2 separate regions of the Homo sapiens genome follow, and region 2 is linked to region 1. A link is a contact called in ENCODE Hi-C or POLR2A ChIA-PET data. All regions are on one chromosome and are shown on one strand. Each heading gives the region's core, a stretch centred on a gene start or an enhancer-like site at or near the end of the contact. The rest is flanking DNA. Distances are from core to core; before and after follow the strand shown.

Region 1 (6,003 bases), core at 2,895-5,394:
CCCTAAATACATCATTTACACTCAAATTCTTGTCTCAGGGTCTGCTTCTGGGGAGAACTCAGCCTAAGACAATGGCTTATGTTTCTTTCCAATTAATTTGAGGACCCAGTTAGTTAATCCTGTGATTTTCAAGTGTTTATACTTTTGAAATGAAATACCTAAAGTTTGTACATGGAAGTACCTTTTAAAAATACCTCAAGCCTTTAAGAGCATTTAAAGCAATTCAAGAGGCATTTTTGTTTATTTCCACCCATGTCTTAATTCATTTAAGAAATGATTATGAGTGAGACCGCCTGGAATGTGATCACCACACTTATCCACACTTTAATTTCACGAAAGCATTGAATTGTCCACCGCCTTCTCCTCCCTTTACTCTGCTTTGCCCCTACCAAAAGCCTCAAACATTGCACACACTTTGTATCTACGTTCTCAGCCCCAAAGGTCTCAGGATCCTAGGAGAGACCAGGGCTATGAAGCAGGATCATATTCACTCTCAGAGTCTTCTAAATACATGGGATTTCAAAGGAGCTGATCGCAAATCAAAGTAAAGAGCCATAGTCTTGGCTTTGTTCCCTGTCTGCTGTTTGTATATTTCATATTATGCATGGGCCGGGGGTGCCCACGGGGGGGCCTGCTGGTTATAACCACAATCAATCAATCCCAGCCTATTTTCAGGTCCTGCCAGCCATCGGGACAACTTCCAGGACTATGTGAGTCTTCTTTTCATTATTTAAAGACTGGTGAAAGGATGCAAAATTACCTCATGAAAGGGTCAGGCTGACCAAGTGACAGGCCAGCTGAGGGCTTGAGGCTGTCAGAAGGGCATTAGCACCTTGGTCTTCGAGGCAGGGCAGGCACACTTGGCATCTGGGCATCGTTTCATCCCTGGTTTTGGGATTGGGTGGTGCTGGGTTAGCCTTACAGCTCTATCTAATGCAGAGGAAGTACCAAAGGGGCTAATGAGACACTTAATACTGGTTTCCCCACTACTTCGCAGTGTAGAACTTTGACCCTAGCTAAGACACAGTGGTCAAAAACTCCAAATGCTGTGAGCATTGGCCCAGGGCAATACTAATGGATCCACAGAGCACTATGTGCAGCAGCATAATCAGGAAATGAGGAGCAGCAAAGGCCTACATTATCACGCCTGTGTCTTGCACCTCTGTGAACAGCAAAAGTGGCCCACTCTGTTTCTTCTCTGAGCAGGCAAACATGGTCAGAGCTCCACCAGATGCCTTCAGACTAGGGGTGCCAGGTAAAATACAGGATGGCCAGTTACAGGGAATTTCAGATAAATAATATTTTTAGTATAAGTATATCCCAAATAGCACATGGGGTATACTTATAAAAAAAAAAAAGATTTGTCATTTACCTGAAATCAAATGTAAACTACCCATCCTGGATTTTTATTTGCTAAATTTGGTAACCCCTCCTTTGATCCTTGCTACCATTTCTGCATGCCCCTCCCTGTAGCTTTGAGGTGGTTTTGCTTCCAAGGGACTGTACCTGTGGTCCTCCTTTTGCATGCCTGCTCTTAGGCTGCCAAAGCCACTTTGCCTGAAGACATAGAGAGATGACATGCATAGGAGTTTGCCTCCTTCACCTGGCCACAGGATGGTCCCTTGCTGAGCACCAATGATTGTTGGGCACAGGTGTAGGAAAGGCCAGCTTTCTTGCCTTGGGTCTATCTAGTAGGCTCAGGCTGGAGCTCCCCTCTGTGGAAGTGGTCCCAACATTGCACACTCAATTGGCTTAATCCGCTCACTTGTCCTGCTTCTTTCACTCCCTTACCAGTTTCCCCTGGGAGCACTTCCATCAGAAATCACTCACATCAGAATCTACAGCTCAAGGTCTGCTTCTGGGGAACGGTGCCTAAGATGGCTCACCAAGAAAGGGGTCTTCAGGGGGTGAGGAGAAGGTTTATCGTGAATTTTGAAGAGCTGAGGGAAAGGCAATGGGGAGCCCTTCCAGAGAGAAAGGCCCTTGCTCCCTGTAGCTTATGCTGGAGAGGAGTGGAGGGTAGGGGTGAAATTAAGCTTCCCAGACTAGCTCCCTTGAGATGGAGGGTGGCCAGCCATTTGGCCTCCAGACTGGGGCCTGGGCACTTGCCTCCTGGCTGGGAACCCACTGCTGTAAGTGATGCTTCAGTGCTCAAGCTCCCGTGGGGTCCTCTGTGCAGACACAGGCCCTCACCTTCCAAGCCTGCTTGGCTTAGTTTTGCAGCTGTTAAGACTTGCAAGTGCTTAGCATACTGCCTGGCATGTGGAAGGTACTCTGGATATGTTGGAAGAATGAATGACTAACTGAAGTTACTCCATGTCTTTATAGCCAGTGTTCTGTGCTTCCCCAAGCCCTCCCTGGTCAGACTCAGTCTCTTAAACTTGCTGCAAATGCACCAAGTCATAGGATATCTAATAAGCCTTCAGGTTCTGAAGACCTGGGGAAGGAGGGCCATGCACCATGCTTTGCATGGTGGAAAATGAGAGCAGGCAGCTGCAGAGCCAGCCCCGGTCCCTTGAAAATGGAAAGGCCATTCTCAACCTTGCCTGCACATTGGAATCACCTGGGAAAGCTTTAAACAATTCTGAATTTTGGGTGTCATCCCAAGAGATTCTGTTTTAATTGGTGTGGGTGTGACCTGAGCATAAGGATTTTTGAAAGTTTCTAAGATATTCTATTATGCTGCTGAAGTTGAGAGCCACTGGACTAGGAAGTTCTGTACCTGGATGGAATGTCTCAGGTCACCTTTGATTAAATGGGATGATGATATTGGAGATGGTCAAGGCATTAGGTTAATTGGGCTTTATCATTTAAAATTCTGGAATGTCTGCATTTCAGGAAATGAATGATTCCTAGACTGAAGGAAGCTGTTCTAGTTCAGCAGTAACTGCAGAGGTTCTCAAACTTAAGGGTGGATTATTAGAATCACCTCTAGCGCTTATAGAAATACAGGTTGTTGGGCCCCACCTCTAGAGTTTCTGATTCAGTAGGTGTGGGGAGAGGCCCCAGAATTTGCATTTCTTAAAAATCCCCAGGTGACATGGATGCTGCTGGGCTGGGGTACACATTTTGAGAACCACTGATTTACTGTGAATTATATTTGGAGCTAAGCTTAGTCTCTTGAGAGTAAGTTTTACTTTCACTTATTTGTTCCCCACTGGTTTATCCCTCAGAAGTGTTCCTTAGGGACTGTGTATTAATTAGTTTTTCCTGTAATCATGCTGTGTAACAAACAACTCCCAAATGTCAGTGACTTACGACTGCAAACATTTATTTCATACTCACAAATGTGGAGGTTGGCTACAGTTCAAGCCATGCTAGATTTGAATCCAGACTTCAGTTTGGATTCATACTTGCTCCACATAGATTTATTCTGAGACCCTGGCTGAAATAGCAATGGCTACCTGGAGCATGCTTATTTCATAACAGAGGACAGAAGCTTCAAGAGGGCTGGCAGAAGCTTAAAGCTTTAACTTGTAGCTGACACACTATCAGTTTCACCCACATTCCACTGGCCAAAGCAATTTCCATGACCAAGCTCAGAGTCAGAGGATGGGGAAATATACTTTGTCCACAGTAAAAAGTGTCAGGGACAAGGAGTAAAGAATGATGGACAAACAATATTACCTATCATAATTTGTTAGATGTCAGGCCTCATATGAAGTTTTGAAGAGACATAGAAAGATAAAACAGAGTCTCGGCCTCTGAGAAGCACAGGTTGGCAAGAAAGACAAAGATACAAGGAGGTACTAGAAATGAGATGCAGGATGAATGAGCAGCAGGAACATGCAGGTGGGAATGGCCCTGATTGCTGAGATCTCTACTATCCCACACTGTGCAACCAAGGCCCTTGGAACTGGGCCCAGGCTGCAGTTCTGGAAGCCAGGGCTGTGTGCGGGAGTAGCTGAGTCGGCACACAGCTACAGAGCATGGAGCAAAGGGGAATTGAGTCTGTGCCTCGGCTGAAGCAAGTTTGTTCCAGAAAGTCCAAAGTACCTAGTCCAAAGCAGAGAATAGCTAAGAGGGAGAACTGGCTTTTTATCAAAGGGCTGCCACAGAAAACAAGAAATATGAGTGCACCATTAGGGAAGTGAAGCCTGTGGGTAATTTGTGGTGGCAAGGGGACGGAGGAGGAAGGACTGTTTGATGGGGTGCCTACTGTACTGAGCTTCAGGCAGCAAAGGTATTACGAAAGCCGTCAAGTTGGAGGACAGGAAAAGGAAAACTGATCTGGGCAACTTTCCCAGAGGAGCAAATATTCCACCTGGGGCATAGCTGGTGAGTAGGAGTTTGTTAGCAGATGGAGGCTAGATGATAGGAAGGGGAGTGTTAGGAGCTTAGGTGACAATTCCAGGGGCACTCAGACTCCTCTCTTTGCCAGTAAGTTCCTGCAGTTGCTATCTTTGCCCCAGTCCACTCTTCATCCTCACCCCCAAGCTCCAGGCTGTCATGATGCCCACAGCTGTCTTTGTGTTTCCAGGTCACTGAGGTTTTATTGCCTCTGAGGTTCAATGATTTTGTCCTCCTCAAGTAATTACCACTGAAATTATGTTGTTTGATTTCAGAATGATTACAAAACTCTCAGACTCCCAAACAGTATCACTTAGACTGAGTTTTCTGGGGACTGGTGTCCAGAACTGACATCCCCAGTGCTAGGTTCAAACACAGGATTTGCCAGAACTCTCCCTCTTCAGCTACCCTTCTTATGTGGGTGAGGGGAGAACCCTGCCTCCTGGGAGTCTTTGCTCTGCTCCCAGAGGCTAGGCCAAGTTCCGGCCATCATCTATTATTAGAGAAGCACAGTAAATCCCCTAAGATGGCACGATTAAACACTCTAAGGTTTTGAAGTCATCTTTCCAGGAATCTAGAGGCCTGCATGAAAATTTGACTTCTGGGAGTCTGCCATGACATCCTCAAGCTCCTGAGCTGGGTGAGATAATGAGGCCAGCAAGACCTCAATTTCATAAAGAAAGGCATTTGAGATGGAAGGAAAAGCTAGCTCAAAGGCACAAAGAGGTAAACACTCTGTTGGTGTCAGTAGCGTCTGCTCAGTTAGATATGGCTGAGCCAGGCTAAGCAGGGTGGGTCGAGGAGTTAACTGGGGGTGGGGAGTGGAGAATGAGGCTGCATGGGAGGGAGGAGTTGGTGGATAAGGGGGCGGGGCTTTATGTAGGCAGCAGAGACCATAAAAGCTGTTCAAAAGCGGAAGTGGCACTTTGCAAACTTTATCACGTTTCCTCTGAAAAGTCCCGTTGAATTCGGGGGAGACTGGAGAGAGATCAGAGAGAACCCTGGTTAGGGCCATGTTGTCGGGAAGCTTGGAAAGAGAAAATTCGAGAACCTTTAGTCTTTTCGGCATGAGTTGCAAAGTCAGCCTCCTACAGGGATGGGACAGGGATGTAAGGGAATGAGCAGGCTGGTTTTTCCTTCTTTTTTCATTCCAGAATGGCATCCTTGGCTTTGTTGTGTTCTGTGGGGAAATGCTTTGCATAGTAATGACATAAGAAGAGTCTCCAATTCCACCAAGATATATGTTCACTACCATTTTCCTTTAAAGACACAGCCCTTTCTTTTCTGCACCTTTGATAGAGACATGGGTATAGGAAATATTTCATTCTCCTCTTAATAGCACCATACCAGACCCACAAAATGAAAAAAAATGATTTATGGCAACTGATAGCTGGCCTCACTGGAAGTGAGTTATAGGGAGCACTGGGGTTGTGGAAAGCTAAGTGGGGATGTCCAGACCCAAAAGGGAGCCATCCGCTTCTCGGCTTTAGTAGGTGAGGACAGATTTTCTAATTTTGAAGAAGAAATGGACAAAATGTTTAGTATAAAATCTTTCTATTTTTAAACATTGGCTACCAATTTGCATTTTTTTAAACCGTGCTGGAGAGGCCAGACACAGACTGTGGGACCCTTGGTTTGTACCTGCTCCCCTAGATCTTTAGTGGGAATAGTGCCCTTAGATGTGAGATTGTTGACTTTTTCCAAGAGTGACAC
Region 2 (6,175 bases), core at 3,321-5,820, 120 kb before region 1:
AGGTTCTCATTACCCAGAAACTAGAAAGTTCCCTTGGACCCCTCATAGACAATAACCTGTCCTTCCCAGGTAACCACTATTCTGCCATTTATCACCACAGATGAGTTTTGCCTGTTTTTGAACTTCACATAAATACGGTATATGCTGTACATATTTTACATATATACAAATTTACATATATACACTTACATATGTAAATTTCATATCTGGCTTCTTTAGGTCAACATAATATCTGTGAGATTCATCTACGTTGTTGCAATTAGTTTGATCTTTGTCATTGCTGTATGGTATTCCATTGCATGAAATAAACCAGAATTTGTAATTTCATTCTTTGATTAAACAGACTTTTGGATGGTTTCCAATTTGGAGCTATCATGAATAAATCTGCCATGAACATTCTGGTGCATGTCTTGTTGGAATATGAACTCATTCCTCTTGTTATTCCCTACTTTGATGTGAAAATAAAAGGTCATCATGTAAGAAGCCCCTCCTTTTCTCACTACCTACTGAGTTATCTCCTTCTGCCTCTTGTTCTTGCCTCCCTACTTGAAGGCTTAGTGAAGAGATAGCCTCTTATACCAAGACACGTTTCCCGGCCCCTGCCTCCAGAGGCACTTAACCAACTGTCCTCCCACCTGTCCCTCCAATGCATTCTCTCTATGAGGCTTTTCCACCAACTCACCTCCATCTTAAATAAAAAACCAAACCAGACAATACATCACACTCCAGCTACAGGTCATCGCTGTTGGCAGAGGCTGTCGGCATGCATGGGAATGGCCCCATAGCTTCAGATGACCTTGCAGGTGGGCTGAAGGGATGAGTGAGTGTCCACGGCGTGGGCTGTCCCTGTCGCTCCTTCCTTCCTTGAAATACTTTCTTCCCACAGCCTCTGCGAACCAGTCACTCCAGGTTTCCCACTTGCTCTGGCTGTTTCTTCTCTGCATACTTCTAGACTCCTCTCTTCGAACAACATTCTGCCTAAAAGCCAAACTGGCCCCCACCCCAGGCCTTCTAGCCCACTCGCTCTGCTCCGTCTTCCGAGGGACCTCACTTGTACTCAGGGCTTTCATTCCCGCTTCTTTGCTGGTGACTCCTGTATCCATGTTTTAGTACAGATCTCTCAGTTGCAATCTAAGCCCTCACATCTTATCTGTCCATGTGCCATCTCTGTTTTTAGACATTTCACAGGCTTCTCAACATGTCCAAGGCTGAACTCAGCAACTGCCACTCCTGCGCCCAGCAAACCTACTCCTCCTCCGTATTTCTTGTCTCTGTGGATGGCACCACCATCCCTTCACGCTCCCAAGCCTGAAACTTGAAACTCATTTGTGGCAGACACTGTTGATTGGCTAACCCAACCCTCATTCCTGACAAGGAACCACATCGTGGAACCATGGGCCACACTTTAGGCTGATGACTCTAAACAGAAGTTTGCTGTGGGTTCCTGGGAAAGTTTTTATTCCCCTGATACAGGTGCTGCTCTTTCCTCTTCTTCCTGCTAGAAGGTAGACATGAAGGCAAGAGCAGTAGCAGGCATTTTGTAACCATGAGGGAGGGACCAAAAGAATCGCAGAGACTAAGGTGCTGACATTCTTGGACAGATATTTGCCTACTTCCTCTTTTCTTGTCGCATGAGCAAACTATATCTTATTTGTTTAAGCCGTGATGGTCAGATTCTTAGATCCATGTACCCCATAGCAGATGTACTGCTTGGATTTCCCCTTGTAAGATAGAGACACTCATTTCTTCAGCTGTTGAGAGTGATAAATGCTGGATGTCACCCAGTCCAAAATGTTTCATAATTTCCACAATTTCTTCCAAGATTCCATAGTCTGGCTTAGCCTGCTCTTTTCCTGGTGTTTACTTATTTATCTGATTCATTCACTGGGCTGTAAGTTTATGGCCATGTATTTTTGTGATGTTATTCCTCTGGTACTCGACACAGGAGCTAGGACATAGTCTACTTCTATGCTTCATGTTTCATGATCATTCACTCTCCAGGGTGCTGTCTTCTGAATACGTCCAGTTTGCTAATGACTTTTTCAAAGTATGACTTTCAGAACTGAGCGGAATGTGCCAGGAGTGGTCTTGACAAGAGTGGGACTATCATTTCCCTTTTCATAGACAATTACATCTGACTGTAGCCTATAGCAGGATTCTTTTTTCTCCGGCCACCATCCCCCACTCTTTACTTATACTGAATTTAGTGGCCATTACAGCTTTTTTTCATCCAAGATGTCACTAAGACACATTCCTCACATCCTATACCTGGACTTCTGCTTCCTGGATCGAGGCTAGGACTTTATATTTTTCCCTATCAAATGTCACCATTCCCATCAGTCTTGACTGCTAATTTTAATTGGTACTAGAACGGAATACGACTTTTGCATTTTTATTTAAATATTTGAATGTAATTTACTATAATTTCTGCAAATCGTCTCAAAACCTTTATACAAGAGGATGCAGAGGAAAATAAATAAATGAATGAATAAAAATACTGATGCGACTATCTCTATTGTAACAGTCTGTGGGAACATCACTGGAATCCTAGTAGATTATCCAGTCTTTTAATTGCTCTGCCAGCTTGGGGCAACCAGAAATTTGATAGGTGTGTGTCTTTTTTTTTTTTTTTTTTTTTTTTTTTTTTTTTTTTTGGGGACAGGGTCTCACTCTGCCACCCAGGCTGGAGTGCAGTGGCACAATCTCAGCTCACTGCAGCCTCTGCCTCCCGGGTTCAAGAGAGATTCTTGTGCCTCAGCCTCCCGAGTAGCTGGGACTATAGGCGTGCGTCACCATGCCCAGCTAATTTTTATATTTTTAGTAGAGATTGGTTTTCACCATGTTGGCCAGGCTGGTCTCGAACTCCTGACCTCAAGTGATCCGCCTGCCTCGGCCTCCCAAACTGTTGGAATTACGGGCAGAGCCACCACGCCCAGCTAGGTGTTTGTCTTACATTGGTCCATCTGCCCCTTGCAAAAAAATGTTGAACAGGACTGAAGAAAGAGCCATAGAGGGGTGTCTGGAAGTGTGTCACCTACTTCAGATTTGGAAAGTATCTCTCCTGCTTTGGAGCTGTAACTCAAGTTTCCTTCCCTCACCACCACCACCTGGTTCCAGCAGCGCTGACAGTAAGTGAGGGCAAGAGGGTGTCAGATGGGGGCCTAGAAAGGCCCTTATGCCAAATCCATGTCATTTCTTTTTGGATTACTTGCTCTTTAACACTCTCAGGACTTCTTCTCTCCTCCCCTAGTGCAGAAAATGGAGAGCGAGCTGGTTCTTGGGCACAGACAGGAGCTGATCTGGGCCCAAGAGGATTGCAGTCACCCTGGCTCCACGGGTGCACTCTCTGCCAGGCATGTCCTCTTGGGTATGGATGTAGGATGCCAGGGCACACTTTTTATGACCACGTGCTTTCTCTTTCTTCCTGCATTAGAATTTTTTTCACCACGTCAGCCTGCTTATTAAGAAACTCCCAGGTGCTTTTTACCTCGGCTCCACGCCTGCCCTCAAGCTCTGGCCTCTGCTGTTTTGTGGTCTACCCTGTGTGCGTGCCAAAATGTGTTGGTTGAGTCTCAGAAAACACGCGGGAGGAGGAGCCAAAGGTCACAGCATGCAACCTACCCAACTTTCCTGGGAGTGTGGGTGGCACCCACTTAACCCCATCTCTTCTCTTTCCACCCCTCCCCCTGGGCAAACTGAGCTGTCCCCTGCCTGTGTTTACTCCCAATTTCAACGACCTCTCCGCTAACTCACTCCATATGTTAATTTCTCTGTCTTCCACTCCAGCGGTAAACCTCAGGGTTAACCCTCCGCTCCCCCTTCCAAATCCGGGACTGGACTTTCCCTCCTCTTTCCTCCCTTTCCTTGTCTGAGATCAGAGTTCTTAACCTTTTCTCTGCCGTGGACCCCTGCGTCGCGCTTCTCAAACTTTAACGTAAATAGGGAATTACCCCAGGATTCATTAAAATGCAGATGCTGATTCAGTAGGTCTAGGCGGGCCCGAGATTTGCATTTCTAACAAGCTCCCAGGTGATGCTGCTGGTCCGTAGACCACATTTTTAGTAGCAAGGTCTCAGAGGCTTTCAAACCTGTGTGTGTGTGTTTGGCGGGGGGGAGCGGGGGGGCGGGAGGCTGCCCGCACCGCCTCCCCCGTCTCCCCAAGCACCAGGAAAAATCTGTGGGCACATTTGATGCATAAACAGACTCCGGCGGCTGCAGAGCATCACAGGTGCGCGTCCTGCCGGCCCTAGCCCCGCCGCAATTCATCAGCTCCCAAAGAATGCTTCTTTATAATCAGGAAATAGGAACCGACTCTCCCCGAGCGGGGAGCGCAGCCTGCACTCCTCCCACCTTTCCGGGCCGCTGCGCAAGGGGCGGACTTCAGGCGGGGCGGCTTCATAAACCAGAAAAAAAGAGACGAAACAATTAAACCTAGCGAGCCGGGATTGCTCCAAGGAACAGGATTTCAAAGGCAGAGGAGTCTGGCTCGTTTCCAGGCAGTGGGATCAGCCAAAGGGCGCGGGCTGCCCTCCCTCAGCGTGACAGGTGCGCCCCGGGCAGGCACTGGCCTCCCGGCTTGCCCTCTGCCCATCGCCCCCCGCGTTAGTGAAGAATGACTCAGGTTGGTAGGATAATCGACCCCTGCTAGCCCCGTGCAGTAGGAAAACACAGAGAAAAGCCACATTCCTTGTAGTCCAGCCGTGGAGCTGTGCTTGCTTTAGAATCACACCTTCCAGAGATGTTCTAGAATCTGGCTTTTCCAACTGCGTATATCTTTTTCTTCCTCTCTTTCTCTCTTTCTTCCTCCCCTCCCCTCCCATCCAACCTCCCTCCCTCCCTCCCTCCCTTCCTTCCTTCCTTCCTTCCTTCCTTCCTCAGTGAGGTCCTTACCTTTTACCTAAATAGTTATTTTGCTCATTGAATCTAGAGCTGGACACTGGATATTTACAAACTCAAACAAATAAATGCTATTACCTCCCAATTTCCGGTTTAATACAGACAATAACCACAGCATGAAATTTGTAAAGTATTTTAAAAGGAAAAAAAATTGTCTTACTCCGACTGTGGTCCCTGGACCAACTGCATCATCACCTGGGATATTCTCTGGCCCCAGCTTAGACCTCCTGACTGAGACACTCTGGGGAGTGGGACGTGGGACCCCACCACTCTGGTTTTTTTTTTTTTTTTTTAGACAGAGTCTTGCTCTGTCGCCCAGGCTGGAGTGCAGTGGCACGATCTCAGCTCACTGCAACCTCTGCCTCCCAGGTTCAAGCGATTCTCCTGCCTCAGCCTCCCAAGTAGCTGGGATTACAGGCATGCACCACCATGCCCAGCTAATTTTTGTATTTTTAGTAGAGGCAGGGTTTTGCCATGTTGGCTAGGGTGGTCTCCAACTCCTGACCTCAGGTGACCCACCTGCCTCAGCCTCCCCAAGTGCTGGGATTACAGGCGTGAGCCACCGCACCTGGCCGCCATTCTGTTTTAACAAGCCCTCTGGGCTGAAGTTTGAGAAGCAGCTCTCTAGAGAAATGCAGAGCCCATACTCAAGGTTTGTGTCGTGTACAAGAAAGAGAGTTGGAGAGCAAAGGGGAATTCACGTGCTCTGGCTCCTGGGATGGGGGAAGGGTGGACACTGGTCTAGGAGAGGCAATAAAGTTCTGACAGCACATGCCTCAGACGAGCCCAGGCCACTGCAAGTGAATAGAGGCTGCGCTGGAGAGGCTCTAGTGCTCCACTGTGTAACCCACCCGCCCACACTAACTGCCAGGAAACAGGATTGTCTACTTTGTGCTAATAAGCTGCCTCGGTTCTTCTAACATACCGAACGTGATAAGAGCATGGAGGGATGAAATATCTGGAGTAGTTAAGTAATCAAGGCAGGAATAATTAGGTAGACTAAACCCCAACAGAAATAATCCATCTTTTGGAAAGAAATGACATTTTGAAAAATTTAGAAATCTTCATCAAGCTATTATGCTGCTGAAATATATAAGCACTTTGCATTATGTTTTCTTTCCTGCAACACGCAACACATACGAGAGTAATTAAGGGATTTCACTCTGTCCTGAGCACTTCATCTCAATGATGGTGGCGCTGGACACTGGGGACTAATATAAATAACTCATCAATTATCTTTCCTAAATAAATTGTCTATTGGTTTAAAGAGCATATTATT

The links. Hi-C counts contacts between places; a loop is a spot of excess contacts on that map. ChIA-PET counts read pairs that join two places held with the same protein, here RNA polymerase II (POLR2A). Pooled maps may share reads with other maps.
Region 2: a loop to region 1 is called in a map of GM12878, with 7 times the contacts of the local background. The contact joins two enhancer-like sites. A Hi-C loop is called at or near these places in 1 of 168 maps with a recorded cell type or tissue (GM12878), 7 of 37 single-sample maps with no recorded cell type and 13 of 50 pooled maps. POLR2A ChIA-PET finds 5 or more read pairs at or near these places in 1 of 52 experiments (H1).

The regions. Positions count from the first base shown.
Region 1 is chrX:39,490,877-39,496,879 of GRCh38, reverse strand. No RefSeq gene overlaps it. Among named protein-coding and RNA genes, the nearest start is that of LINC01283, 59 kb to the right of the region's middle. Within about 2 kb of position 4,144, at least 4 of the 41 ENCODE cell types and tissues checked have a DNase peak (open chromatin) inside an H3K27ac peak, as active enhancers do; they include GM12878, where a contact is called at or near this core.
Region 2 is chrX:39,611,971-39,618,145 of GRCh38, reverse strand. No RefSeq gene overlaps it. Among named protein-coding and RNA genes, the nearest start is that of MIR3937, 46 kb to the left of the region's middle. RefSeq lists an enhancer at 3,376-3,575. Within about 2 kb of position 4,570, at least 5 of the 41 ENCODE cell types and tissues checked have a DNase peak (open chromatin) inside an H3K27ac peak, as active enhancers do; they include GM12878, where a contact is called at or near this core.